Regions from separate parts of the Homo sapiens genome. Here region 1 is linked to region 2. A link is an interaction called in ENCODE POLR2A ChIA-PET data of the cell type or tissue named here. Cell type or tissue: endothelial cell of umbilical vein. All regions are shown on one strand. Links, peaks and the distances in the headings refer to the core of each region. The heading gives the core; the rest is flanking DNA.

Region 1 (15,808 bases), core at 4,093-12,092, 220 kb after region 2:
TTTTCAGTGACTCATTTAATTCTTCTAAATACTAAAGTGTATATTTTGAGAATGCAACAGTGTCTCCTCTTTTAAAATTATTTTTTTCAATCAGAACGAATGGAAACAAAGAGTGTGTGATCACTTTTTAAAATACAAATTTATTTTAATTAGTAGAAAAGTTAATTATCGTTTTTGTATTCCAGAAAGATGAAAGTACATAATTTAATAAAAAATGTAGTTTTTTAGAACACAGAAATGTACATCAAAATATTTAGAAAAAAATTCTTTTAGGTCAATTTTAAATCTGTACATGAAGTCAGTAATCAAGTAGATGCTGTCCCTCATCTATTAATTCATTGTCTTGCCCATCACTAACTATGCTTTTATCTTTTTAAATATTAGCAATTTTGAGTTGAAAATACCTCACATAAAAGAATTTTTATGGTACAAAATCTACGACCTTCCTTTCAGTTTCAAAAATAGTGCAGTGTTCTTGTTTGTTTACCCATCAGTTCCTCCAAATTGTAATATTGTACATCATTTTAATACTTTGCTATGTCAAGTAATATTTTCAGTCTCCATTTGCTGTATATCATTCCTCAGTTCACTGGCAACTCTCTTTATTTCCTTGCTCTGTACCTGAAGTTAAAGAAGGTTAATGTGGCTTGACTTAGTTATCTTTTTATCTAAAATTTGGTTCAGTATCTCATTCTACATGTCTCACCCAAAGGACACTTGTTTTCCACTTTAGTTGGAAATCACTTAAAAAAAATGTTGCTTGAAAAGGGCATTGTTGTAAATGATGCATATTGATTATTTGAGTTTGAAGAGTAGACGGGTAGTAAAATTTTTAAAATTATATATTCTTGTTTATAGGAAAGTAAAGTCATATTTAGAAGGGGAAGGTTTTAAAGCATGTTTCAGATTTCATCTTTTTAAAATTATTAATCCATAGTCTGGGTCTAATTCCGATCCGAGGAACCTATATACATACAAACTTTTCCCTCTGTCTGATATTTTATAGGATATTTTAGATCTTAGTTTCTCATCTTCCGTGATTTTAAGGGGAAAACAATTTAAGTCAGTTGGAGAACCTGTTTTGAGAATAAAGGCTAATCAGGAAAAGAAATGTTCATGTATCATGTTCTAAAACATCAAATCCTTATGTTTCTAGGTAATTAATTTCTTCTTCAGAATGGACTGCTGTATGTTCATTAAGAATGAGTATATCAAATACTCATTTAGTTGAGTTAGTTATGGATCATATTCCTTTACACAACAGACAATGAGAATGAGCAAATTGGAGATAGCAGCTTGCAGTGGCAAGCTAACCAGAGTGTCACCTGGCATAAAACTTCTTGATTCCTTTTTGGGTCAGGACTCTCAGAAGGATCTGAAGAAGATTTTGGCCATTCTCAGTGAAACCTGGGAATATAGGAAAGAATAGGCCAGTTGAGTCTCTACCTCCAAGTATTTGAACTACACACTCACACCGATTATTCTGAGTGTGTGGACCTTTAGGCCTGACCTAATTACTTCACTTGGGGTGGAAGTGAAGTTCCAGGCTCCTCACAGACTAGACAGGCTGTTTGCAGCTTGATGCTCTTCAACAGTGATCATTCTCTTTACCGGATGGGGAGGTTTTCTCATACACCAAAGAAGACACACTGCACTAACACAGAAACATTTTTTGGCTAGAGATTATTTCAGGAAGAACAAAGCTGCTAATATTGTTGTTTTATGTATGTCTTTTAAAAAATCAATAGAATTTTAAAATAGAGAAACTTAACCCAAAAGTGTGGATTTACTGTATATACATACAGTCTATGAAAAGCCCCTTTAAAAAGGTAACACACCTTGACACCATACCTTCCCTCAAGAATATTACGTTTTAATTCTTGGTGATAGTTATCGGAGTCATTTTCTTTTGTCATTTCTTAGAAACCTGCTCGATATAGAAGAGCCGTAAGTTATGACAGTAAAGAGTACTACATGCGACTGGCCTCTGGCAATCCCGCCATTGTCCAAGACGCCATTGTGGAGAGTTCAGAAGGTGAAGCTGCTCAGCAAGAACCAGAGCATGGGGAAGACACTATTGCTAAAGTCAAAGGTCAGCCTGCCTTTTTGATTTTGATTAAAAGTGATTTTGGAACATTCTTGTATTTGAATTCATACAAAAATTTGAGCAACTATAAATAGTAGGGCCAACTTTAAAAATATCCATACACATTTTACCATCTCACCCTTCTTAAAGATTGATTTCTTTGTCAGAACTAAAAAGACTTGCTCTTGTTTATTGCCTACAAATGAATATCACGTGCCCATTGGCTTAATGGTTTTTTAATTGTATTTCTCAGAATTCTCAGTGGCACTTGATATTTAGTTTTTTTAATACACATATGTATTTTTTCATGACACAGCATCAGGAGGTATTGAGAACATGTGCCTTGGCACTTGATATTTTAAGGGCTTAATAACTAAATAAATATTTATGAAATTAAAACTAAACCTGTCATTAGTGCATATTAGCCAATAGTAAGGAATAATGGTCTTTCTTCCTATGAGTTGAGAGAGATTATCCCAGATCTAAACTTTAGGAGCTGAGTAGATGATGAATTGGACTACAATGTCCATAGACTTTCGGATTCTGTACTTTTACATGTGGTGCCTTGAGCCTGAAATGGTTTCTTCTTTTCTACAGCTTCTCCATTATCCCTACCTTAACACATCCTACTCAGTCTTAAACTCACTGGTCATATATAAAATCATCCTTCTCTAAAGTCTTCTCCAACTCCTCTGTTCACTGATAATACTTCGCTCATGTCTGTTATAGCAGTTTCAGTGATTTTTTCACTGCTGTATGTTTCCACTTTCTAATTTATGAGTTTTTCTCAAAGACAGATTTTTTTTCTCACTTTATAAATTTTGACACATGACTAGCACAGAATGAGGATTCAATCAGTTCAACTGAGTAAGTAAATCAATCCATTGTTTTAATCTTTGTAAGCCTCTGATTCACCACAAATTCAAAAGTCTTTGCATAGTCTATAAAGCCCTAAAGTGTAAATTAAGATTTTAAGTAAAAGTTAGTTTTAAAATTAAAAACTAATAAATTAAAAATAAGTTTTAATGAGTTAATAAATTAAAAATGAGTTTCAGATTGTTTTAAAAACTGATAGTATATGACTGTGTCAACAAAAAACACTATTGAGATTGTGATCAGTTTCTCCTGTTGTTATGACATACCTGTTCTCTCATGTGATGACTATGACTTACTAAACATTTTATAATTGATCCAACATTTTCATGAAATCACTGAAACTGTTCGTAGTTGAACAGAGATTAAAGCCTTCTAATTTTGTTGACATTGCACCAGCATAGTTATTGAATTGGGTCCAAAGCTGTTGCTGGATACAAGCCAAGGTATAATTCACAGAGTTTGATAGATTATTTGTGTTTAGGTCATTGGCTTTTAACTTCTCTGGCCTGATTTTCCTAATCTCTAATTGAGCTAAAAGCGCAAATATACAGGGTATTATGCTAGACATAGAAATGGAGGTTTTGATTCATTAAGCTAAAAATAAAGCAGCTGTAAGCTTTCCACCCCTTGTGGATGTTCTCTGCAGGATTTGATCTCTCTTGCTTACTTATTACACTTGTTCAAATATGAAAACAAGGCTCTTCTCAAGGCAAAGCAGAACCTCTGATAAGTAATATTCAAAGGATAAGACTCAGGCTGACTTGTGCTTTTCCAAAGTGCTTAGAGCAACTGTAACAGGCAGGTATAGTGTTACTTTGGATGGCACAAAGAATATTAATTTAATCAAAATGTGTGATTTGGCATGCATTTTAAGGACTTCTCATACTTTGGGTCCTCACTGGTTACTGTCAACTGATTTTAAATTATCGTACTGTGATTATTAAAAAGTTGTCAAAATGTAGGTAGTAAAATGTTTCCTTAATCTGCAAATTACATTATATGTCCTTGTATTATAAAGAATTCTGTTCTTTCTGACCTGGTATTTTGATCAAATTAATTCATGTATGAAAAGCCATACTGCCACTTGTGAAATGAGGCATGAAATAGTCTTCAAGAGCCCTCCAAGTAGGTGGGATATCTTGTAATCATGTTTATTTTTTACTTTTTTTGAGACAGAGTCTTGCTGTGTCACCCAGGCTGGAGTGCAGTGGCGTGATCTCAGCTCACTGCAACCTGTGCCTCCCAGGTTCAAGCGATTCTCCACCTCAGCCTCCTGAGTAGCTGGGACTACAGGCATGCACCACCACACCCAGCTAATTTTTGTATTTTTAGTAGAGACGGGGTTTTGCCATGTTGCCCAGGCTAGTCTCAAACTCCTGACCTCAGGTGATCTGCTCCCCTTGGCCTCCCAAAGTGCTGGGATTATAGGTGTGAGCTACTGCACCCAGTCGTAATCATGTTTATAATTTGCTGTCTTTATTTTTGTGACAATCATTGATTATTTATTCATGGTGTCCCCTTAATGACACCTACCTAAGCTATACCATTCTTACTATTATAGCTTTCTGTTATCATCATTACCTGACACTATTGAGAATTTATTATGCATTAAGCATAATGCTAAGCACTTTACATGAGTTACCTAATTTAGTCCTCCAACAATCCTCTAAGATAGTGTACTTGTACCATGTTTTTTGTTGTTGTTGTTGTTGTTGTTGTTTTAAGACAGAATCTTGCTGTGTTGCCCACACCTGGCTCTTGTCCCAGTTTTATAGATAAGAAACTAAGGTTCAGAAAGTTGAATAATTTTCCAAGGTCATTAACTCCAGAGGACTATGTTCTTAACCACTGAATGTGCTACCTCCCTATACCTTCCAAAATTGTCTCAAATTGGAAATCTATAGAAGGAACTACATGAGACTAAACTGCTTCCCCACAAGGTCCTTACAATGCCACATGGCCCTCTTGGTTATTATACTGTAGGTTTGGTCAAGCCTCCTCTAAAACGCTCCCGATCTGCACCTGATGGAGGAGATGAGGAGAACCAGGAGCAGCTACAAGACCAGATTGCTGAGGGCAGCTCCATAGAAGAGGAGGAGAAAACAGATAATGCTACCTTACTGCGCCTGTTAGAGGAAGGAGAAAAGGTATTGTGCTTCTGAAAAGTAAGGATTGTAAATACTTCAGTAACATATTATTAAGACAAGATGAGTTGATAGGGTAGCTGTGGAAAGTAAATGCATTAGCCTCGGTAATAAAATACAGCTTAAGCAGCCTTTTGGGTTCAGTACTCTACTTTTCTCATCTGTAAGGGTTTTCTCATACCCTGAAACATTAAACAGCATAAGATTTTATCAGATACAGTGTTAACAACTGGCATCTAATTCTTTCTTCCTCTATACCACAGATCTTGCCATAATTCTCTATTTCAAATCCATGTAGACAGCCTATTCAGTAATCTGGCCTTGTATTTTTTTCTACATCTCCATAATTCCAGTAATAACCTACAAGCGGCTTCAGCCAATCTGGACTGTCACCTCCAGCCTTGGATTATTTAGCCCCTGCTCTCCTTCACTCACAGAAGACATCACCTTCCTATTTCTTGCTCAACCTCCAATACCCTGCTGACCTCTCTGGTCTCATTCCACTGACTCTGTCTTGTAGCCTGAGCCCCTGCAGCCTGGTACACCTTGGAGTTCATTACACCCACCATGTTGTGTTTTTTTTTCCACTCTGCACTTTACTCATTGTGGTTGTCCATGTTGCATTGCTATAAAGGAATACTTGAGGCTGGATAATTTATAAAGAAACAGGTTTGTTTGGCTCAACGCTTCTACAAGCTGTACAAGCATGGCACCAGCATCTGCTCGGCTTCTGATGAGGCCTTAGAAAGCTTTAACTCATGGCAAAAGATGAAGGGGGAATAGGCTTGTCACATAGTGAGAAAAGGAGCTCTTGTGTGAACTGATAGAGTAAGGACTCATTACCGCCAGGACAACACCAAGCCATTCATGAAGGGCCCACCCCCATGACCCAGACACCTCCCATAAGGCCGCACCTCCAACAATGGGGATCACATTTCAACATGAGATGTGGAGGGGACACATATGCAAACCGTGTCACTCATATTGTTTTTTTCTGCCAAAATGCCCCCTTCCTTTTACTTGCATAACCTTTATCCTAATAAATCCTGTGTGTTATAATCCCATTTATCTGGATGTTTGTAATATTCAAACATAGGAAGCTTTTTTTGACTCTTTTGCTACTCAGGCTTGGTTGCATACCCTTCCTCTATACTTTCATGATGCCTTATATATATCACTCTGTATTATCATGTCATAATTACTTGTTCCAGTATCTTTCTTTCTCGTCCTAGATGTCGAGCTCCTTATAGGCAAACTGTGTCTTATCTCTATCTCATTGCCTTACACAGGTCCAGTTGCATAATAGACAACCAGTAAACCTTTGAATGAAGGAATGATTGGTTTAATAAACAAGGGAATGAATGACTTGAATGTGTCATGAATATCACCTTTTTAAAGGATGTTCTTTTGCCTATTATATTAGATCTTGGTATAACCTTTGAGTTCTTACCCTCTAAGAAGTAGTCACTAGAAATTTGAGTATAATCAAAACAGTTCCGTTCAAATGTATGCCCTAATTAATATTGAATGACAATACATTAGAAAAGATCATGTAACTATAAAAGTACACCAGGTATGAAGGAAGCACAAGAGAGGCTTCTAGGAACTGGGGAGCATTCTGTTTCTTGGTCTGGATGCTGGTCACACAAAATTTTTAGCATTTGAAAATTCATCCAGCCATACACTTAGGAAATAAACATTTTGTGTGTGTGTGTATATGTATGTGTTTATATATAATATATGTATGTATGTATGTATATGCATAAAATATACTGCAATAGAGAAACTTTTAAAGTACATCAGGATTGATCAAATGTAGCAATGAAAATTGACTTATATTTAGATATTTTAGAAAACCTATTACAATGCTTTCATTTTTAAAACTTTTAATCTCATGAGTACAGTTTTTGCTCTGGTTGCTTTAATAGTGCAGGAAGTGTATTCAAACTGACATGTGTTTGACTCTGATTTAATTGCTGATTTTTGTCTTGACTCATGTTGAACTAAGTTTAAGCAAGAAAGAGTTTTTAGAAAGAATTAGATACTGCCCTTTGGGAGAAAACAATACTTACTTTGAGAGATTTAGCAATGCTCCTTCCTATGAGGAAAATACAACTTCTGCCAAGCTTGGCTTTTTGCAATAGTACAGTAGTCTCCAGGGAGCAGAATCCAGGTGGGGAATGAATAGAAACAAATTCTACAGTTCCATTTCCAGGGGGTATGATGGAAAAAGAAGGTAAACTGTGTGGAACAGAAAGCAACCAATAATTCCTAACCTGATTATGTACATTATCTCACTTATTTTTCACAACAAGCCAATTAGAAACTTACAAAAAAAGACATGGAGGCTCAGAGAAATTAAGAAACTTGACCCAGTCTACAAAGTGGCAGAACTGGAAATTTACCCTGAGTTAGCAGGCCCTGCAATTTTCACTCTGTATCATCTTGCCTCACATAGAACACAATCCTATTCTAATCTCCTTACATGTATGCCTCAATTCCCTTTCCTGCCAAGTTTGCTGTGTCTGTCTCCCTTCATGAGAGCAGGAGCCTTATCTAATGTTCTTGACTTTTAGAAGCTAGCGCATGTTTGCCTGGCCTACATAAAGTACACCCGGAATATTGAGAGAGATGGGATTGGCAGATGAGTGGATGGGTATGAGTGAATTGTTTAGTTTTACTCTAGTCAGATGTAAATCAGACTGTAATCTAAGCTTAATCTTCTCAATATGCTTAAACTCTGATTTAATATGCTTAGCTCTAGGGATGCCGTAGTAGTCTAACAAAAATTGATCTTTACAAAAAGCCTATATTAATGAATGTTTGTGGGCTTCTTTATAGATCCAACACATGTACCGCTGTGCTCGAGTCCAGGGCCTAGATACCAGTGAGGGGCTCCTTCTTTTTGGTAAAGAGCATTTTTATGTGATTGATGGATTTACCATGACAGCAACCAGGGAAATAAGAGATATTGAAACCTTACCTCCAAAGTAAGTAAATGAATGAAGAGACATAATGTATGGCTATCTTTAGAAGACAGAAAATGTATTTGCAGTTTTCTTTTTTAATCAAAAAATTGTGTTCTAGGTAATGTTATCTCTCGGTTTGTGTGCATTCATCATTACATATTCACAAAGATGATATTCAGTTATTTTAAGGTAATAATGAAAATGTTTGGCTTATTTATCAAGATGAAAGCTAAATAACATTTATTTCTGTGCATTCTGAGTTATTTATATTATAATGTATATATTTACAAATTTATTCTGAATTTATAAATGGTCCTTTTAAAAAATATAGCAGATATACAATTGTAGAGAAAATACTCTTTTTTTTTTTTTTTTTTTTTTTTTTGAGACAGTGTCTCACTCTGTCACCCCGGCTGGAGTGCAGTGAGTGGCAGTGGCGCAATCTCGGCTCACTGCAAGCTCCGCCTCCCGGGTTCATGCCATTCTCCTGCCTCAGCCTCCCGAGTAGCTGGGACTACAGGCGCCCGCCACCACGCCAGGCTAATTTTTTGTATTTTTAGTAGAGACAGAGTTTCACCATGTTAGCCAGGATGGTCTCAATCTCCTGACCTTGTGATCCGCCCGCCTCGGCCTCCCAAAGTGTTGGGATTACAGGCGTGAAGAATACTCTTAAAAATGAAAGAGCATCATCAGGTACTCGGAGCACCCTAGAAACAGCATGACTAAAGCATTAGCAGAGATTTACTGACTGAGTTGTAGGCATCTTCCTTTTCTTCTACCAGTCCTGTGATGAAAGTGGTAGTGAGTAGTGGAAAACTCAGGAGACAGACCAACCTAGAAGAAAGTTAAGAAGCTTAGGGCTTAGAAGATCAACAGGCTGCTTCTCTTCCTTTAACATTTTCCTAGCACCCTTGAACACAGACATTGTTTCTGTAGTTCATTCCTAGGAGATATTTCAAATAATTACTGTCAACAACAATCAGGGTCACATGAAGTCTTTCGTGGGTCCTTTTTCCATACAAAAATATTTAAAATTGTATGTTGTGGCTAATGGTATAAATATAATCTTATATTAAAATGTGTTTTTCTACCTAAAAGTTGATTTTTTTTCTGATTTTTAAAAGAAATTAAGACATTTTCTTGGGCCCCAAAATATGTGAGCTGAGGCACTGTGCTAACCATGTCTGGTAGATAACTTGGTCCTGACAGTAATAAGGGGATTTTTAAAATTATATTCATCAAAGGGGGTTCCTTGTATCTCAGGTAGCTAACAAATTCTTCTTGTAAATATATTTTTTAACTGAAAATTCTGATATATATTACTCCTCCATCCTGTTCATGTGTTTAAAATTAGCACGCCCTTTATGGAACAGTGAATTTATCCCTTGCTGTGTTTTTATTTGCTTTTTCTCTTGGCTGCCTGTAGTATGCATGAGCCTATTATTCCTAGAGGAGCCAGGCAAGGCCCTAGTCAACTCAAGAGAACATGCAGCATTTTTGCATATGAAGATATCAAGGAAGTTCATAAAAGGAGATATCTCCTGCAGGTGAGTCAATTTAGTAGTACTGTTTTATCATGTTTCTTTATTCTGAAAATGTATTGTTTTATTTTATTTTATTTTTTATTTTTTATTTTTATTTTTTGAGACAGAGTCTCACTCTGTCGCCCAGGCTGGAGTGCAGTGGCATGATCTCAGCTCACTGCAACCTCCGCCTCCCGGGTTCACACCATTCTCCTGCCTTAGCCTCCCAAGTAGCTGGGACTATAGGCGCCCGCCACCACGCCAGGCTAATTTTTTTGTATTTTTTTAGTAGAGACGGGGTTTCCTTGTGTCAGCCAGGATGGTCTCGATCTCCTGACCTCATGATCCGCCCGCCTTGGCCTCCCAAAGTGCTGGGATTACAGGCGTGAGCCACCGCGCCCGGCCGAAAATGTATTATTTTAAAATTGATACATGCCATGGAAACCCTCAATAGGATCTGCATTTTTTTTTTTTTTTTTTTGAGATGGAGTCTTGCTCTGTCACCCAGGCTAGAGTGCAGTGGCACGATCTAGGCTCACTGCATGCTCCACCTCCCTGGTTCACACCATTCTCCTGCCTCAGCCTCCTGCATAGCTGGGACTAGAGGCGCCTGCCACCACGCCCAGCTAATTTTTTTCTGTTTTTTAGTAGAGACGGGGTTTCACCATGTTAGCCAGGATGGTCTTGATCTCCTGACCTCGTGATCCGCCTGCCTCGGCCTCCCAAAGTGCTGGGATTACAGGCGTGAGCCACCGTGGCTGGCCAGGATCTGCATTTAGAATAATCCTTAGATATGGTTATAGACAGACTCAGGTCATGTGGATGCATAATTTTGTATAATGCATTTCTCTTGTTTAAACACAGCCTAAAATTTGGGTAATTATCTTTGTTATCCATCTTTCCCTGTAGCTATCCAAATCAACATTTTAGTTTTCTTCTAATATAAAAATTACATCCTTACTATAATTTTATAAAATTATAATTATAAAATTATAATTACTTTTTTTATTCTGTTACTAAAGACTTTAGAAATAAATTGAGCAGAATAAGAAATATCTATTTATTGTGTAGCTTAATCTGCAGGGAATTCATGACTCTAAAAGTGTTAGCAAATTAACTTCTTTTTTTTTTTTTTTTTTTTTTCTGAGACAGAGTCTCGCTCTGTTGCCCAGGCTGGAGTGCAGTGGCGCGATCTTGGCTCACTGCAAGCCCTGCCTCCTGGGATCATGCCATTCTCCTGCCTCAGCCTCCCGAGTAGCTGGGACTACAGGTACCCGCCACCAAGGCCGGCTAATTTTTTGTATTTTTTAGTAGAGACGGGGTTTCACTGTGTTAGCCAGGATGGTCTCGATCTCCTGACCTTGTGATCCACCCGCCTTGGCCTCCCAAAGTGCTGGGATTACAGGCATGAGCCACCGCGCCCGGCCGCAGATTAACTTCTTGAACATTGTAGAAATTTATAGTGGAAAAGTTAATATATAATTTTATTTGTGAACTTCTGTTTTTTCTTAATGTTTTTCTCTCTGATCATTTCAGCCTATTGCTGTGGAAGTTTTCTCTGGAGATGGACGGAATTACCTCCTTGCTTTTCAGAAAGGAATCAGAAACAAAGTCTATCAAAGGTCTTGTTTATTCGGAACACTTTGTATACTATTATGGGAAGATATGGGAGGGGGAATCTTTTCTCAGTTTTGCTGGTTTTTAAAAATCTAGATCAATGAGCCAACATCTTTGAAGAAAATAATTTATATTATTTTTGCCACCCTCTTGAAACAATTATTCTTCTGACTTTTAAAATGGTGCAATTCTATTGTGACATACCATTTTTCCTTCTGGTAACTTATAGTAGAGATCATCAAAAACTACTTTTATCACTAAGTCCTGTGTCTCTAAATACAAAGGATGATGAAACTGTAGCTTTAAAAATAAAACTTTAGTTTCTTTTTTTCTTCTTCTTTTTTTTTTTTTTTGAGACGGAGTCTCGTTCTGTCGCCCAGGCTAGAGTACAGTGGCATGATCTCAGCTCACTGCAAACTCCGCCTCCCGGGTTCACGCCATTCTCCTGCCTCAGCCTCCCGAGTAGCTGGAACTGCAGGCACCCGCCACCATCCCCGGCTTATTTTTTGTATTTTTAGTACAGATGGAGTTTCACCGTGTTAGCCAGGATGGTCTCGATCTCTTGACCTTGTGATCTGCCCACCTCGGCCTCCCAAAGTGCTAGGATTACAGGCGTGAGCCACCCACCGTGCCCGGCCAAAAATAAAACTTTAGTTTCAAAATAAGCTTTCTTTGTATTTACCAAAATGAAGCCAATGCAGTTTCTTGCTATTGAATGCAAGGACTGAGTAAATTTAATTCATGTGGGACTTTTCTCTGGCCATGGAAGGGATGTTGGATACCTTCATCCTTGAAAAAGTAGTATAGCTAAATAAAGCAGTTAATCTAATCTAAGCATATTTTTATCTTTAATAAACTATATTTAAAATTTACCTTTTAAGTGAAAAACAGGCCAAGCCGTGCAATGGCTCACGCTCATATTCTTAGCACTTTGTGAGGCCAAGGAGGGAGGATCACTTTGGTCTAGGAGTTAAAGACCAGCCTGGGGAACATAGTGAGACCCTGTCTCTATAAAAAAGAAAATAATTAGCCGGGCATGGTGGCACATGCCTGTAATGGCAGGTTGAGGTGGGAGGATTGCTTAAGCCCAGGAGGTCAAGGTTGTAGTAAGCCACGATCACACCACTGCACTCTAGCCTGAGTGAGCAAGGCACTGTTTCAAAAAATAATAATGATTTTTTTTTTTTTTAGACAAAGTCTTGCTCTGTCACCAGGCTGGAGTGCAGTGGCGCAATCTCGGCTCACTGCAACTTCCACCTCCCAGGTTCAAGCAATTTTCCTGCCTCAGCCTCCCAATTAGCTGGGATATCAAGGTGCACCACCACACCCAGCTAATTTTTGTATTTTTAGTAGAGATGGAGTTTCACCATGTTGGCCAGGATGGTCTCGATCTCCTGACCTCATGATCTGCCCGCCTCGGCCTCCCAAAGTGTTGAGATTACAGGCGTGAGCCACCACACACAGCCTATAAATTTTTTAAAAAAGGAAAAACAACACACATCTCTGGTACTTAAAAGATAATTCTTTTGAATGTGTGAATAATAAGGCTATTCTGAACTAACCATGTAGATGAGAGGCATTCTCTTGTTCTTTGAAGGGTGATACAGATCCTGGCAATCCCTCCATTATAGAAAATTTTATATTTCAGATTATTTCCATGAGGAATAACTAAACCATCCAACATTGCTTCTCATTGCAGTACAGTAATATTACCCGTGAGCACCTGGGAAATGAGGGTGGTTCTTCAAATAAAGGGCCTGTGGATGTTGATTGGTAACCCAAAACTCCTTTCACATATGGGAAGAGCTAAGTAAAGTGATTGAGATTCACTTTTACTTATCTGATTTTTTTAATTTCTAAAGGTGCTATTGTTTTCAGTGCTAAGAAATTATTTCCTCTTTAGAGAAGTCCAAAATTTATATATTCCTTTTGCCTGCCATTTAGTGGGTTATGGGAGGGTAGACGCAACTATGAAAATCTAAACGAATCGTCCTTTCTTAGGCTTCCCATTAGATCCTGACTGAGACTTCACTTGTAATTTTACGCTATTTTAAATTTTTCAGGTTTTTGGCTGTAGTGCCATCTCTAACGGACAGTTCAGAATCTGTATCTGGGCAACGACCAAACACGAGTGTGGAGCAGGGGTAGGTGGTTTGTTCCTTGCATGTTACAGTTTAATAGTGAAGTTGGGATGATTCATATCTGGACAGTATTATTTAACATTTTAGATGAGTGTTTTTCCCCTGGTGGTTGCAAATTTTTTTAAAAAAATACTGAAAACTAAAGGAAGAAAAGAAAAAGGTATGCATAAGCACTGTGTCAAATCACTGCTCACATTTTGATCAATTACCTTCTGTTCTTTAAAGCATGAGTATTGCTGTGTGCATGATTGAGTTTATACTCTAAATACAAGTTTTTATTCTGCTTCTTCTATTCAGTGTTATATTTAAATATTCCCTCTCATCTTTAAAAAACTATTCAGAAACATAACTATTATTCGCTATCTATTCATCACATATATAAAACATCATGTAATTTTTGGATATTTCATCTTTATCAGGTTTTTGCTTTTTTTTAATTATTGTTAAGAGATGGAGTCTCGCTCTGTCACCCAGGCTGGAGTGTAATGGCACGTCTTGGCTCACTGCAACCTCCTGGGTTCATGGCGATTCTCCTGCCTCAGCCTCCCGAGTAGCTGGGATAATAGGTGCCTGCCACCACACCTGGCTAATTTTTGTATTTTTAGTAGAGACAGGGTTTTGCCACGTTGGTCAGGCTGGTCTCAAACTACTGATCTCAGGTGATCTGTCCACCTCGGCCTCCCAAAGTGCTGGGATTACAGGCGTGAGCCACTGTGCCTGGCATTTATCAGGTTTTCTTATCATAAGACTGGAAATGTGATTCTTCTTTTTTTTTTTTTTTTTTTTTTAATTTTTTTCTTTTGAGACAGTTTCCTTCTGTCACCCAGGCTGGAGTGCAATGGTGTGATCTTGGCTCACTGCAACCTCTGCCTCCTGGGCTCAAGCGATTCTCAGCATCAGGCTGAGCACTTCCCAGCCTGAGGCTGATTCAAGCCTCAGTCTCCCAAGTAGCTGGGATTACAAGCATGTGCTACCATGCCTGTCTAATTGTTGTATTTTTAGTAGAGAAGGGGTTTCTCCATGTTGGCGTGGGTGGTCTCAAACTCCTGGCCTCAAGTGATCCACCCATCTTGGCCCCTCAAAGCGCTGGGATTGCAGGCATGAGTCACCATGCCCGGCTATGATTCTTCATTATTTTATTGTGGTAGAGTCCCCTTAATAAAACAAAGAGTAGGAATTTTAAGGCTCTTGATACACAAAACCAGCTTGATATTCATAAAAACTATACAAGTTTATATTGTACTATTAGTGGATAAGTTTGTCTCAATAGATACTTGCTAACTTTGTATATTATTATTATTTTTTTTTTTTGAGACGGAGTCTTGCTCTGTTGCCCAGGCTGGAGTGCAGTGGCACCATCTCAGTTCACTGCAGCCTCCGCGTCCCAGGTTCAAACGATTCTTCTGCCTCAGCCTCCCGAGTAGCTGGGACTACAGGTGCGCGCCACCACACCTGGCTAATTTTTGTATTTTTAGTAGTGATGGGGTTTCACCATATTGGCCAGGCTGCTCTCAAACTCCCGACCTCGCGATCCGCCCTCCTCGGCCTCCCAAAGTGCTGGAATTACAGGCATGAGCCCCTGCGCCTGGCCTGTATATTAATTTTTTTATTTTATTGATTTTATAAAATGTTTTCTGATTTTTAATGTATATTTCTTTGATTATTAGTAAGCATGAGCTCTGTATATGTTTATTAACCATTTAAAATCATTTTTGTAAATTGTCCGTATCTTTTGCCTATTTTTCCTTTGAGATCTTATCAATTTGTATAGGATTTTTCTACCATAAGGTATTACTCCTTTGCTTGTCATATTTGTTGCAGATTTCCCAGTTTTCCTCTAAATTTTGCTTTTTGACATTTACATTTAAACTTCTGTTTTTATGTATTCTGACCTATCAGTGATTCCTTTATGCTCCTTATAGCTGTGCTTCATCTTAGCGAGGCCTTCTAGGTAACACAGCCATTTCAAGAATCTGTAGACCCAGTTCCATTTATATCACTCAGTAACTAGTAGCCCTTTATAATCGACTGGAAAGAAGCAGTGCTTTGGGGCTGTAAATTAATTATTAGAACATGCAAGAAAATGACTTTTACAAGTTCTAGAGATTCTGTAATTTGTAAATAAATTTGATTCCAGTCTGTGTGCATCTAAATACTTTGTGTATTTCTCTTTAAGTTTTGTTTTTATTTTTCTATAGCCAAGCCTTAACAAATACAATGCTAAATATATGCTTTTTTTAACCCCAGAAACATGTTCTGCTCCTAATCATATGTGTTGTTGTTAACATAAATACAGGAAGTGAAAGATTTCCTTAAAAACATAATGAGCCTTTTTTCTACTTGTAAGCGAATTGCTACTGCTTCCTAGATAATCTTAAACTTGCTATTTCTTTGTTCTTGCTACTGCCTGTGCTGAGTTGGCAGTTCTTAAAGAACTTTAAAGAGCTCAGAG
Region 2 (15,808 bases), core at 4,937-12,936:
GTCAGTTGACACTTACTAGCTTGAGGAGGGGAAAAGGAATTAATGGGACTCATACTGGGAATGGAATGATGGATTGAACAAGTGGGTCTTGAACAGAAGATATCAGAGTTGCTTTGAGGATCTCATTAGCAGGAATTTTATTTATTTATTTATTTATTTACTTTTGAGACAGGGTCTCACTCTTTCATCTAGGCTGGAGTACAGTGGCATGATTATGACTCACTACAGCCTTTACCTTCCAGGCTCAAGTAAGTGGTCCTCCCTCCTTAAGCCCCTGAGTAGCTGGGACTTCAGGCACATGCCACCATGCCTGGCTAATGTTTTTTTTTTTTTTTTTTTTGGTAGATGTGGGGTTTTTTGATATGTTGCTCAGGCTGGTCTTGAACTCCTGGACTCAAGCGATCTTGACTGCCTTGGCTTCCCAAAGTGCTGGGTTTACACGTGTGAGCCACTGCGCCCAGCCTAGCAGGAATTTTTATTTTATTTTATTTTATTTATTTATTATTTTTATTATTATTATTATTATTATTATTATTTTTGAGACGGATTCTCGCTCTTTTGCCCAGGCCGGAGTGCAGTGGCACAATCTTGGCTCACTGCAACCTCCACCTCCCGAGTTCAAGCGATTCTCCTGCCTCAGCCTCCCGAGTAGCTGGGACTACAGGCCCGTGCCACCACACCTGGCCAATTTTTTGTATTTTTAGTAGAGCTGAGGTTTCACCATGTTAGCCAGGATGGTCTCCATCTCCTGACCTCGTGATCCGCCCGCCTCGGCTTCCCAAAGTGCTAGGATTACAGGCATAAGTCACTGTGCCCGGCCCCTAGCAGGAATTTTTATACCTTCTTCCTAGACTCCTGCTATTAAGGTGACTTTGCTGTAAAGATTTAGTCTCTCTCTGCCTTGCATCTTCAATTTATATATTCCATCAAGAAAGGATTAAATTGGCCGGGCACGGTGGCTCACGCCTGTAATCCCAGCACTTTGGGAGGCCGAGGCGGGTGGATCACAAGGTCAGGAGATCGAGACCATCCTGGCTAACACAGTGAAACTCCGTATCTACTAAAAATACAAAAAAATTAGCCAGGCGTGGTGGCAGGTGCCTGTAGTCCTAGCTACTAGGGAGGCTGAGGCGGGAGAATGGCATGAACCTGGGAGGCAGAGCTTGCAGTGAGCGGAGATCACGCCACTGCACTCCAGCCTGGGCAACAGAGCGAGACTCTGTCTCAAAAAAAAAAACAAAAAATGAAAGGATTAAATTAACCTCGTTCAGATCAGGTGTCTGTCTGTACTAGAGCCAGGGTATGCAGACTTATGATGTATAGCGCGCTAGGAATATACCTCGGTGCTGGGGGTCATTCCCAAAGAAGGGGAAGTCAAAAGCTGGGCAGCCCTCCTAGGTGTCTAGAACATCTCACTCTTTGGTAGCTTAACCACTGCTTTTCCTGTCTCTTTCCCTTTGCTTTCCTCCCCACTAGTAGAGATAACCCTGCTATCCCATGTATTGATGCAGTTTTTCCAGTGGGAGAAAAGCAAAAAGCAAGTTGAAGTACCATATCCAGAGGCAGTGCCATAGGGCTACTGACTCTGAGTGATATCATGCTGCCTCCTGGTTCCATTGTGATTCTTTCTTGATATTTTACAACCTAAATTTAACTCCTGCCAACTTGCCATCTGCATGCTTGAGGGAAAGGAAGAGGAAATAAAGAGAAAATGTATTTAAAGGGAAAGAGAAGGGTACTTATCACACACCAGTGACTATTAAGGAAATAAATGGTGGCCACAGTCCTTAGTTTTACATCTGAGCACAAAGCCCTAACCTGTTTCACTTCAGATTACATATTTCTGTTACCTTCTGCTAGTGTCCTGGCTTATCAGGGTTCTGTTTCTAGGAAGCTAACTCAGTCCTTCATTCCCAAAAGGGTCTGAGGTTTGGTAGTTCCAACTGTATAGAATTGTGATAATCTTTCACTCACATTAACACTGTGTACGGCACTGCCAGAGAATATGAGATTCCCCCAAGTTCTTTTCTCATGATCTTCCTAGCCCCAGGTGTGCAGTAGCAACCTGTCTTCTCCTTGATGGTCAGGAGCAGTCACCTCTGTCAATTCTATAGCCTCCATTTTTGCTTGTTTTTTTATTGTTATGAGGAAATAAAACTCTGCTTTCAATTGAGTGAAACAGTTATTTTGTTTCTTGGTATAAGTATTTCATTCTTGGGTACTAAATAAAATTTCTAGATCAACAGATTCCAGAGTTCTTGAGACAAGAAGCAGAACTTTGAAAGCAGATGAAATATACCACCTCCACCATCACCACGTTCCCACATCCAGTGTGTTCCGGAGATGGGAGGATGGGAGACATCATATATTAGTGGGTGGTTCAGAGCTTATTTTATGTACTATAGGACAGCACCCCAATATCAGAAGGTTTCAGGTGGCGCAACAACTTGCATGTCAAGCTTCAAAATGCCATTACTCCTCTGTGAGGACAGCTGTGTCTGAATAAGAGTCTATTTGATAAGACTAGTGAGGTCCCTGGGCATCTGCCCATCACCATTTGAAGTGAGTTCCTGGATCAGAGGCCCTGTGAGTGTGATTTATATGAAGCATTCACTTAATCTTGAATGGTGGTGCTGGCAGAGACAAATTCAGAATTGGTGTTTCTTATAGTGAAAAGCAGCCATCACCATTTCTGTAATGCAAAGGGTTTGTTATAATTTACCTGCTAAGAAGTAGTCTCTCTTTGGGGGACTCAGGCAAATGTGTTCTCAACAGTAGTGACAGTGACATCAGTCTTAATGAGTTCGTGCAGATTTGCCCTTGCATAACTGCTTCTCCTTCCACCTGGTGGTTTTCATGAACCTATTGAGCAAGGACCAGGCTGGCTGGAGGAGTATGAGTTGGTCTGTGATGTGGGTCATCTTATCCACTCAATTACTAAGAGGCTTTGTATTTTGATTTGTTAGCAGAATTCTGGTGAACATACACATGGGACAGGAATTTTTTTAGGCTGTGACCCTGTTGTGAGAGGTTCATTCAAGTAGCTATTCTGAGAATCTCCCTCTTTTTTATCTTTTGATCTTTTCAAGGCCATTGATCATGACACAGAAAAGGGAAGGATTATAAGCTTTCCAGCTACTCCAGGAAGTGTCTACTACAGAAGTAATAATATATTCTATAAGTTCCCAAAACTTAAGACTTTCAGCCACATCCAGTGACTATATGTATTATTTATTTATTTATTTTTATTTATTTTTTTGAGAGGAAGTCTCACTCTGTTGCCCAGGCTGGAGTGCAGTGGCGTGATCTCGGCTCACTGCAACCTGCCTCCCAGGTTCAAGCAATTCTCCTGTCTTAGCCACCATGCCTGGCTAATTTTTTGTATTTTTAGTAGAGACGTTGTTTCACCATGTTGACCAGGCTGGCCTTGAACTCTTGACCTCAGATGATCCATCCGCCACAGCCCCACAAAGTGCTGGGATTACAGGCATGAGCCACTGCACCCAGCCTGTTTATTTTTTGATACACGGTCTGACTCTCGCCCAGGCTGGAGTACAGTGGCAAGATCTTGGCTCACTGCAGTCTCCTCCCTCAAGGTTCAAGTGATTCTCCCACCTCAACCTTCCAAGTAACTGGTACTACAGGTGTGCGCCACCATGCCCAGCTAATTTTTTGTATTTTTTATTTTAATTTTTTTCGTAGAGAATGGGTTTGTAGAGGCTGGTCTTGAACTCCTGAGCTCAAGTGATCCATCCCCCTCAGCCTCCCAGAGTTCTGGGATTACAGGCATGAGCCACCATGCCTGGCTGATTTTTGCTTCTTAAAGTTAGGAGTGATAATTTTGGAATAATTAAAGACTAATAAATAATACTTATATAAAGCTATTTATTCAGTCAGCGAAAAGATATTTAGAGTCTTATTGTTTGTTTTAGCATATGTATTTGACAATCAGGTGCTTATTGAAAATCATTACACGAGTTAGTTTTTCATGTAATTATACTTAAGTTGAATTTCTTTGCTTTCCCCATCAACCTAAAGTTTCCATTTAAAATTTGCTCTATAATTAACAAAAGTGCCATATATCCTAATCTGGAATGTTTATAATTCAGAGGTCAAATTGGAAGAGGGAGGCCTTCAACAGTTACTCTTCCTTGCTAATTTTAGACTTTATGTCTGTGCCTCTGGTAGGGACCCAACACAATGAATGGCTCATGACTGGTAGTGTAAAGACTTATTTTCCAGTTTTTAGTATGTGTAGGCCAAATTGTATCACCCTTAGGCTATTTACTAGTTGATGATGATTTTGTCACCTTTAAAGAGCAGTTTTTTTTGTTTTGTTTTGTTTTTCAATAAATTTATTCAAGTACAGTTGATCTTTGAACCATGTTGGGGCTAGGGGAAGTGACCTCCTGTGTAGTTGATCTGCATATAACTTTTTTGGTTTCCCCAAAACTTAATTACTGATAGTGTTACTGATAACATAAACCGTCGATTTATACACATCTTGTGGGTTATATGTATTATATACTGTATTCTTTTTTTTTTCTGAGACGGAGTCTTGCTCTGTCGCCCAGGCTGGAGTGCAGTGGTGTGATCTCGGCTCACTGCAAGCTCCGCCTCCCTGGTTCACGCCATTCTCCTGCCTCAGCCTCCTGAGTAGCTGGGACTACAGGTGCCCACCACCACGCCCAGCTAGTTTTTTTGTATTCTTAGTAGAGATGGGGTTTCACTGGGTGTTAGCCAGGATGGTCTCGATCTCCTGACCTTGTGATCCGCCCGCCTCGGCCTCCCAAAGTGCTTGGATTACAGGTGTGAGCCACCACACCCAGCCATATACTGTATTCTTACAGGAAAGTTAGTTAAAAGAAAATGACATTAAGAAAATCATAAGGAAGAGAAAATATATTTACTGTTCATTAAGTGGAAGTGGGTCATCATAAAGGTGTTCATCCTCATTGTCTTCACACTGAGTTGGCCGAAGAGGAGGAGGAAGAGAGGAGTAGTTGATCTTGTCTGATGTGGCAGAGGCAGAAGAAAATCCACATATAATTGGACAACACAGTTCAAACCCATGTTGTTCAAGTTTACTGTATATACGTAAGTAAAAGTAAACAAATTGTAAGTTGAAGCTTAATGAAATTTCTCAAAATGAACATGCTTCACCATTTAAAAAAAAATAAAAAGGTTAGCCACAGACTGGTAAATATACTTGCAAAACATATACATACTTGGCAAAGGATATGAACCAGAATATATAAAGAACTCTCACAATTCAATAATAAGAAGACAAAGAACCCTGTCGAAAAATGAACAAATAATTTGAACAGATATTTTACCGAGGATATGTGAATGACAAATGCATGTAAAATCTGATGATGTTAAGTTTGGTAAGGATATGCAGCAACTAGAAGTTTCTTCTCATTCATTCCTGGTGAAATGGTATAGCCATTTTAGCAAACAGTCAACTAGTGTCTCATAAATTCAAACATATTCATTAGGATCTATAAATTCCATTCCTAAGTATATCTATAAAAGAAATGAAAGCACATGTCCACAAAAAGGCTAATGTTCATAGCAGCATTCAAAATGTTTTAATTTGCTTTTCATAAATAATGGTAGTGAGCTTTCATTGCTTGTTTGCTGTATGTATCCTTTTTTTAAAAGTAAGTGTCGACATCTTTTATTCTTTTTAAAATCAGTTTGCTTTTTTTTTATTGTTTAAAGAATTCATTATATATTTTGGGTTCCAGTCTGGTATGTGTTTTACAAATACTTTCTCCCAGTTTTTGGCTTAATTTCATTTTTATAACACTGTGTTTTGAAGAGCAGAAATTAATTTTGGTGATGTCCACTTTGCCCATTTTTTTCTTTTATAGTTTTTACTTTTTATATCCTGTTAGAGAATTTTTTGCCTAACTCAAAGTAACAATGATTTTCCCCGAAGTTTTCCTCTGGAAGTTTTATAGTTTTAGATTGTACATTTATGTCTGTGATTTGGTTTGAGTTAAATTTTGTATATAGTGTGTGATGTGTGGGTTGACTGAAGTTTTTGTGAGTTTTATTTATTTATTTATTTATTTTTGGGTTGTGGATATCTGATTACTGTAGCACTGGCTAGTGAAAAATTTTTCCTTCCCTATTAAATTGCTTGACATCTTTGTCAAAAATCAATTGACCATGTTTGTGTGTATCTGTTTCTGGAATTTCTGTCCTTTTCCATTGATCTAGGTGCTTTTACCACTGCCACACTATCTTGATTACTGTAGCTTTTTAGTAAGTCTTGAAATCAGGTAATATGAGTCCTCCAATTTTGTTTTGTTTCCAAATCGTTTTGACTATTCTTGATTTCTTTTTTGTGTAAATTTTAGAGTCATCTTGTTGATTTCCAAAAACGAAAGTCTACTCTAATTTTGATTGGGATTGCATTGAATCTATAGGTAAATATGGGAAGAACTGATTCCTTGAATATATTGCCTCCAAATCCATGAACATAGAGTATCTCTCTATTTACTTAAGTCATCTTTGGTTTATTTCATCATTGTTATCAATGATTATCTCATTAGTGATTATTTCATCATTGTTTTATAGTTTTCAGTAGACAGATTTTGCACAGTTTGTTAGAATTACTCCTCAGCATTTCATGTGTTTTGGGTGCTATTATAAATGGTACTATCTATCTATCTATCTATCTCTTTATCTATAACTTTTAGTTGTTTCATTGTTAATATGTAGAAACACAATTGATTTTTGTATATTGAACTTTGTATACTGCAGTCTTGCCAAGTTCCCTTATTAACTTAGGGAGGTTTCTTTGGTAGACTCTTTGGGGTTTTCTATCTATATATATAATCATGCTGCCTGGAATAAAGACAGTTTTACTTCTTCCATTCCATTTTTGCCTTTTATTTATTTTTCATGCCTTATTGCACTGGCTAGGATTTCTAGTATATGTTAAAAAGAGAAAGCATTCAGTCTTTCTTCATTAAACATGATGTTAGCTATATCTGTTTTAAAGAGGCTGTTTATCAGGTTGAGTAAGTTTCATTCTATTCCTGGTTTAGTAGAGCTTTTATCATTAATAGATGTTGAATTTTGCAAGTGATTTTTAAAATATCTATTGAGATTATATGGTTTTTAATCTTTATTTTATTGATAATGGTAAATTATGTTAATTTTTTGAATATTGAATTAGCCTGGCATTTCCAGGATAAATGCACTTCATCATGATGTAATACCCCTTTTATATGTTGCCAGATTTGGTTTCCTTATATTTTGTTAAAAGTTTTTGCATTTATGTTCACAAAAAATATGAAATTTCTAGTCTTTTTTTCTCTTAATCTCTTTGTCTGGTTTTGATATCAGGATATTGTATCTTATAAAAGGCTTTGGGAAGAGCTTTCTTCAATCTGGATTGTGCTGGTTAGTATAAACAAGAATATATAGTGTGCTATCTTTTATGTAAGAAAAAAGGGAAAATAACACATACATATATATGCTTGACTTTACAAAAAGAAGGGGTAGTGAGAGGTAATGGGGCCAGAGGTTTATGGGAGGCAATGACACTTCAAAGTAAACCTTTTTTTAAAAAATATAGTTTTGGCTTTTCATAGTGTGTTTTTTTCAGTATTCAAAATAAGGACGGAAATGGGGAGAATCCTAATCCACTGAAACAAATGAACCTGAATGTATTTTAAATTAGTATTGTACCCCCATTGAGGGAACAAAGAGTAAATCTAAGTAATTTATTACTAATAACATGGTGCTATAACTATAACCATATACCGTCAGCTTGGGTAGAGTTGAAAGAGACGGGTTGCAGGCAACTCTTGAACTCATTCTATTAGGTTTACTTTTCATAGTGATATGGACATAGCACTTCTGGGACTTTTTAGGTGTATTGGGGATTGAGTAAATGTTTTGAGGTTGTTGGAGTGAGGGTTCTCCCTGAAGAAGGAGAGACACACAAATATGGGGTGGGAGAAGGCATAATAAATTCTGTGCAGGTGGATTGGAATTGAAGGTATCAGTGAGTTCATGATGTTTTAAGCCAATATATATGTACATGTAATTGCATGTACAGACATATGTACATAAATTTGTATGTGTATTTGCATTCATACATTTCCTAGCTCTGTCCAGTAAAAGGGCTAAGAGGCAAAGAGCATACCTAACTCCAAATTCTTGGAATTAGAATTCTGTAATACCATTCTCAAGTCAAAGGAACCAGAGCTCCTCACAGAAATAGATGATTCTAGGATAGGGTAGGGCACATACCATGTGAGCCTGGATTATTTTTCAATGCGAGAAAATAGAAACTTTTTTTTTTTAAATAAGAACATGTCACAAGAAGCCTATTGGCATTCCTGCTAGCCAAATTTGAGATAATTTAATAATCAAGTAAGTATAATAATAAATTATGAACCATTAGAAATAGGAATAAATCCATAATGATAATAAAAATAAGTGAATGAATAGAGGAGAAAGGAAGGCTCTTTCTTCCAGTAGGACTCTGAGCTTTAGAGTTGGAAAAATCATTATTTTGTAGCTAGCGTAGTAGATATTAGGTAGGGCAAGAGTCATAACTAAATGAGGGAGAAATTTTGATGAGAAGCAGGATATTTTCGATGTCTTAAAGCATCACCCCACAGACTGTGTACTAATTGCAAGGGATAATATAGTGATTATGCATTGGTGCGATCCAACAACAATATGGGGCAGATGGTCACCATGTGACTCCAGATAGGACACCCTGAGGGGACACATCATCTCCTCTGTAGTATTCTGGCCAAGACTGCATAACCTGAATTTAATCACGAGGAAACATTCGACAAGTGCAAAATAAGGAATGTTCTACTTTAAAAAGCGGGGAGGGAACTGTGGTCCTTAAAAAAGTCAGTGTCATAAAAGAGAAAGAAAGGCTATGGAAGTGTTCCAAATTAAAGGAGGCATAGAAGAGAGAACCACTAACAGTACCTGACCCTAGACTGGATCTTATACTGAATGGGGGAAAATATACCATGCAGGATGTTATTGGATCAATTGAAAAATTAGAATATTGGAATATAGACCATAGAATAGATAAAAATATTGTAACAATGTTATAATTACTGAAGTTGATCACTGTGCTTTCCTTATAAGAGAAAGTATTGCTAAAGAAACACACATTGGAAGAAGAGGAGGAAAGGGCTTGATGTATATAGTTTATTCTCATTTGCTCCAGGAAAAAAAGTGTATGTGTGCATGTGTGTGTATGAATGCAAGAAAGTGTAAAAGCTCAGGAGCACAAATGTAAAAGTAAAGAGGTGACATTAGTAATGGCTGAATCTGAGTATGAGTGATTTTTGTATTTTTACTAACTTTTCTGTAAGTTTGGAATTATTTTCAAACAAAATATTGAAAACATTTAAAAATATCTGCCCTTTATTTTTAGACTTTCCTCATTTATAAAGAGCTTGGTTCTTTCTCTGGAACCAGTTTGGAATGAACATTTTTGTAATATTTTCCTGTGTGCTGGTGTTACGGCCCTGCATGCCAACCATTGTTAAATATGACAGCAGTTAGTGGGAAAGAAATGAGTCATTCTGTGGACGGCCAGAGTCTAAAACCTAATAATAAGGGGAACTATTTGTTAATTTATCAAATTTATGGAAGTATCAGTTACAATGTCTAATAAAATATTTTGAGGTTATCATCATTATCAATTATCTTTTGAAGAAATTTTAGAATGATTCTTTTACATCAAAAATCTAGTTGTTGTCCCCCAATTATTTAGATTATCTTGTTTTATAAACTAGGAAAGATTCCCATTTTTAGCCTTAAGAGAGTAACTGTTTATTTATTTTAAAAAATGTTAATTGGATGCCTGCTATGTGCCAGATTCTTTTTTAGGCATTGGAGCTGTAGCATTAAACTAAACAAAACCATTGCCCTCATAGATTTTACATTTTCATGGAAGGACATAGACAAATAGGAATAGAAGGGAAATACACCTGTCAGAGTATCGCAGTGCTTATATCCAAATAACCCTTATTTTACTTAATAATGGCCCCAAAGCATAAGAGTACTATGCCTAATTTATAAATTAAATTTTATCACAGGTATATATGCATGGGGAAAAATGTACTGGGGGTCTTGGAACATATCCAACCCCCAACCCACACAGATAAGGAAGGGTCTACTGTAATCATCTCTTGGAAAAGCATATAGGGAGAGAATAGCAAGTATAAAGGCCCCAAGGCAAGGATGTGCCTGGCCTGTAAAAAGAATGGCAAGGAAGTTGGTAGGAAATGAAGTCAGGGGTAATAGGGGCCAAATTTTATAGGTTCTTTTATGTCATTTTTTAAAAAAATGGCCTACTCTGAGTGAGATGGGAAGCCACTGGGAGATTTTGGGAGCAGATGTTATACGATTTATGATTTATGTTAGGTTGTCTGGATCACTCTGGCTACTTCGATGAGAAAGGACTTGAAAATAGGACAAGGGTAGAAGTTGGGAGACCAGTTACTAACCTATGGCAAAAATCCAAGTGAGGGACAATACAGACTTTGACCAAAATAGTAACTATGCAAGTGGCGAGAAGTGGTCAGATTCTCAGTATTTTTGTAGATAAAGTCAATAGTACTTGCCAGTGGGTTAGAGAAGAAGGCTAACAACCTAAACTTTAAAGGTCAGGGAGAAGAGGAGGAACTAGGAAAGAACGCTGACAAGGAGAGGTCGATGAGATAGGATGAAACCAATAGAGTTGGTTCTGGAAGCCAATAAAAGAAAGTGTATCAGCATGTGATATGTCATGCCAAATGCTGCAGATAAGTCAAGAAAGATGAGAACTAATAGGCCTTTGGATTTAACAATATTCAGGTAATTGATGACCTTGAATTTCAGTGATGTTGTGTAGTAAAAGTCTAATTGGAGTGTGTTAAATTTGAATGGAAGTATAATTGTAGACAAGGAGTACAAGCTTGTGATGTTTTGCTAAAAAAGGAATCAAAGATATTGGCCATCATCTAGAGGCATATAAGGAGTCGAGAGGTTTTGTTGTTTGTTTTCTAATGATTGGAAATGTATTTGCCAGTGATTTTGCTTTATTGGAAGGAGGAAATTGATGACGTAGGAGAGAGAAGTGGGATTTCCTAGAGCAATGACATTGGTGTTCTAGGCATGTAACATCTAGTAGCAAAGTAGAGGGGTTAGATTTTGATGTGAATCCTGAAATTCAGTGAAAGGGTACAGATTCAGGTGGGGAGGTAAATGTCATGAGAGATTCTGGAAGTTCTCTTCTGATTGCCTGTGGCTTTTGAATTTTTTTTTTCTTGTATGATGCATTTCATCAGATTACCTGGCAGGAGTCCTGGGAGGCCTTAGGAGGACTCTAAAACTGCTTGTTAAAAATTTTGAAAATTTATTTTTTGTTATTATTTAGTTTAACTGGCTACTTTGTATAAAGTTTGGAAAGAGACTCCACAAAATCTTTCTGGGCTATTTGGAAAAAAATTTTCTCATTGATCTTCAAGCCAAATAATTTTTTTTAAAAGAGACAGGGTCTTGCTATGTCACCCAGGCTGAAGGGCAGTGGCACGTTCATAGCTCACTGTGGCCTCAATCTCCTGGACTTAAGTGATCCTCCTGCCTCAGACTCCTAAGTACCTAGGACTACAGGTGTTTGCCACCATGCCCAGCTAATTTTTAAATTTTTTGTAGAGATGGGGTCTCACTATGTTGCCCAGTGTGGTATCAAACTGCTGTTCTCAAGTGATAGTCCTGCCTCAGCCTCACAAAGAGCTGAGATTACAGGCGTGAGCCACCACTCCCCACCCAAAGAGTATGATAAGACCCAGCACAATTTCCATTTTAAGTATTAATATAAGAAAACCAACTCAGAAGACATAGATAGGCCAGGGAGATATAGCTAATCATCTAGCTAAGTCTGGAATTCAGGTTTCTGTGGCATTTCAATGTACACAGTTTAATTTCAAAATTTAGTTTTTATACATATGTGCATATACATTTAAACTTAATCCTCTGACAATGTAACTGACTTACTCTAAATTGGAGGCAAGGAAAGCATGAAGTAAAAATATGTAAAATGTCAGGGTCAAAATGGGAACTTTAAATTGTGGTCTTAATTGTGACCTGTGTAAAACTTGATTCCTGAGAATTATACTATATTACATATTGTAGTTAGAATGTACTGAAATCATTTTGTAGCATTTGTTCTTGGCTGAGTTTATATTAAAATGAAAGATTGTAAATCTAGATTGATTTTATAATATTTTAGATTTCTGATACTTTAAGATGTCTGTAGATTACATTTATATTAAAAAATGGGTTGAGGAAATCATTGGTACTCTAACTTGCTGTTGCCAGTTTTCTGGCCGCCTGCTATTTTTGCTTCTGCTCCCTTATCTCAACAATTGCCTGTTTTTGGTCAAGACTGGTAAAACCAAGTAATGGGCATCCAAATACATATAAAATACACATGAAACAATATGAAAATGGCAAATAAGTCAGGAGGAAAATGGGTAAAATATATGAATAGGCATTTCATACGAGAGAAAATATGAGATAGCCAAGAAACATGAAGAAATACTCAGCATCATTAATTGACAAGGAAGTGCGAACTAAGACCACAATTAGATGCCATTCTATACCCAGCATTAAAAAGTTGGCATTACTACACGTTGGAGAGGCTGTAGATGTGGTAGTTCTGCTACTACCTTTTGGTAGTGAAGTTATAAATTGCCAAACACACTTTAGGGAAAGTAAAAATTGGCATCATCATGAAAAGTTAAATTTAAGATTACTCCCTAACTCTTAGGCATGTACTTAAGAGAAACTCGGACACATGTGGAACATGACACATGTCAGAACTTTCATAACATAAATGTTCATAATAGCAAAACAAAACTTGGAGGGGAAAATAAGCTATTGACAAGAGAACGGATAATTAAATTGTGATATATTTGTACAATGCAGTATTATTCTGCAGTGAAAATGAATGAACTACAACTATATGCAACAACGTTGGGTGAGTTTTAGAAACGTAATATTGAATTAAAAAACCAAATCCTACAAGACAGGAGGATAGATTTTGATACCGTTTTGATAGATTTCAGAACCAAGCAAAATGGAACACTATATTGTTCAGGAAGATGTACCTATGTGATATACTGTTTAAAAAGCAAAGTAATGATAAATACAAAATACAGGATTGCGGTTACAGGGGGTGGTGGGGATAAGAGAGGTGGAGCATGGAATGGAGGAGGAACAAATTAGTAGAACAATACCAATAACTTACCCTTAGGTTCTTGAGTTGGGTGACAGGTATCTGGATGTTCATTCTATTATTTTGCTTTGAATTTAAAATGTTCCAAATAATTGTTGTATGTAATAATTAATATATTAAAAGATAAGCTATAATCTGAAGTCATAATTTAGGAGACATGTCATTAATTCTGCCTACTCTCTACTGCCACCTGAATTCCTAACAGCACTCAGTATTTCACTAGAATTATCTTGTTTTAAAGCTTTCTGTCTCATTAAGCTTGTATGTATCTGCCATCTGGCAAGTGACTCAGTAAAAACTTATTGGATGAATAACTAGATCAATGATTTGAGGAAATAATTCAGGATATTTCTTAGAAACTACCCAAGAGGTAGACTTTTAAAGAGTACTTTTCCTTAATCTGATTTAAAAAATGAGCAAAAGATCAGAATAGACATTTCTCAAAAGAAGACATACATATGGCAAACAAACATGCATTAAAAGGTGCTCAGTGTCATTGATCATCAAAGAAATTCAAATCAAAACCGCAATGAGGTATCAACTCGTCCCATTAAAATGGCTTTTATGCAAAAGACAGGCAATAACAAATGCTGACAAGGATGTGGAGAAAAGGGAACCCTCGTACACTGTTGATAGGAATGCAAATCAGTACAGACATTATAGAGAACAGTATGGAGGTTCCTAAAAACCTGAAAATAGAACTGCCATGTGATCCAGCAGCCCCACTACCAGGTTTATACCCAAAAGAAAGGAAATCAGTGTATCAAAGAGATATCTACACTCCCATATTTATGAGCACTGTTACCAATAACCAAGATTCGGATGCAAACTAAGTGTCTATCAGCAGACAAATGGATAAAGAAATTGTGGTATATACACATTGGAATACTATTCAGCCATAAAAAAGAATGAGATCCTGTCATTTGCAACAACATAGATGAAACTGGAGGACATTATGTTAAGCAGAATAAGCCAGGTGCAGAAAGACAAACTTTGCATGTCTTCACTCATTTCTGGGAGCTAAAAATTAAAACAATTGAACTCATAAATAGAGAATAGAGTGATGGTTACCAGAAGCTGGGCAGGGTAGTGGGTGGGGCAAGAGCGGGGATAGTTAATGGGTTCAAAAGCATAGTTAGAAAGAATGTATAAGATCTAGTATTTGGTAGCACAATAGGGTGACAGTTAATAATTTGTACATTAAAAAATAAGTATAATTGGAATGTTCATAACACAAAAAAATAATAAATGCTTGAGATGATGGACACCCCATTTACCCTGATGTGATTATTACACATTGTATGCCTGTATTAAAACATCTCATGTACCCTATAAATCTGTATATTTACTATGTACAGGTAAAAATTAAAAATAAAAATTAAAAAGAGGGATTTTTCTCCTACTTCTAGCTGGGTTTCTGTAATAGAACCAGCCAGGTAATGAGATAAACCAGCAAAACTAGGTTATTATTGGTTAGGTTTTTGAATAATTACCTGTCTATTGAAGGCAATATTGCCTTCAATGATTTTGAATGATTTTGTTTGAACTATAATAATACGATTAAAGAGTTTAACAAATAAAGTTACATAACAAAAACACATAGCTCATCTGAAAAGGCGAATGTCATTAAAGATGATGCTATTCTTTGGTATAACATTTTAGAGTTAGAAGGCCCCTAGGAATTAGTCCAGGCTCCTCCTTTTTGAATTAAAGAACTTTAGGACCAAAATGTGTTTGACTACACTATAGAACTTGTTGAGAGCAGAGTTACTAGAGGCCTAAGAAACTAGATCTCATGATTCATATGCTAATGTTTTCATATTGAAATATTGACTGGTAAATGAAAGGAAACATTTATATATCCTGTATAAGGCAACCCAAATAACTTGAGACTAGAGTATGACCTTTGAATGAGGCAGCAATTTTTAAAATTTTAATTTAGAACAAATCAATTCAGCTCTATACCGCATTTATCTTGAGATGCATGAAAAATACACCTAGAGAAATAGCATGAATTTTTTCTCCAAGAAAAGAGGCTGTGTGGTCTGTGATATACAAATGAGTACTGGACTGGAAGTGGTAAGGGTTGAGTTCTGAATCTGGCTCTAACACTAAGTAGCTGTGTTGTCATTGATTCTTTGCATAATTTCTCCAGGTCAAAGTTTCCTTATCAGTAAAATGAAGAAGTGAAATCAGATGGTCTGTAGAGACCAGCTTTAAATAACTTTATATTTTTCATGGATCTTTAATAGCAAATTTAATCTATTTTAAATAAAGTGCTATATGTTCCATTATTAAACAAGCAAGACAACAAGTAAGGAGGTAAAGAGAATCAGTAGAAAATGAATGACTCATGATGTATATTCTGAACATAAACTGAGTTTTCTTTTCCTTTCCTTCATCAGGTATAATACTTCTCCACGTCTGCTTCAGGAAGAAAGTGCCTGCCATTCTTATCATTTCTAAGCAGGTTCATGCCAGCCCAGAACAGAGAATCAGGTCAGTTTTAGGATTTTTTTTTTGTTG

The links. Peaks named below come from ENCODE experiments on the same cell type or tissue, not always from the same donor. Only the 100,000 strongest peaks of a DNase experiment are listed, where the experiment ranks them.
Region 1: POLR2A ChIA-PET joins it to region 2 with 5 read pairs; 2 of 35 experiments call an interaction of 5 or more read pairs at or near these places.

The regions. Positions count from the first base shown.
Region 1 is chr4:84,710,710-84,726,517 of GRCh38, reverse strand. It overlaps WDFY3 (WD repeat and FYVE domain containing 3), which reads left to right. Exons shown (of 68, transcript NM_014991.6): 46 at 1,924-2,092; 47 at 4,946-5,109; 48 at 7,948-8,096; 49 at 9,502-9,622; 50 at 11,135-11,220; 51 at 13,279-13,359. Among named protein-coding and RNA genes, the nearest start is that of WDFY3-AS1, 78 kb to the left of the region's middle. In endothelial cell of umbilical vein, for the core only: no CTCF peak of the experiment used is centred there; no DNase peak of the experiment used is centred there.
Region 2 is chr4:84,932,243-84,948,050 of GRCh38, reverse strand. WDFY3 (WD repeat and FYVE domain containing 3) reads left to right here. Exons shown (of 68, transcript NM_014991.6): 2 at 15,688-15,781. Among named protein-coding and RNA genes, the nearest start is that of WDFY3-AS2, 25 kb to the left of the region's middle. In endothelial cell of umbilical vein, for the core only: no CTCF peak of the experiment used is centred there; DNase peaks (open chromatin) are centred at 9,540 and 10,400; H3K27ac peaks cover 2,196 bases.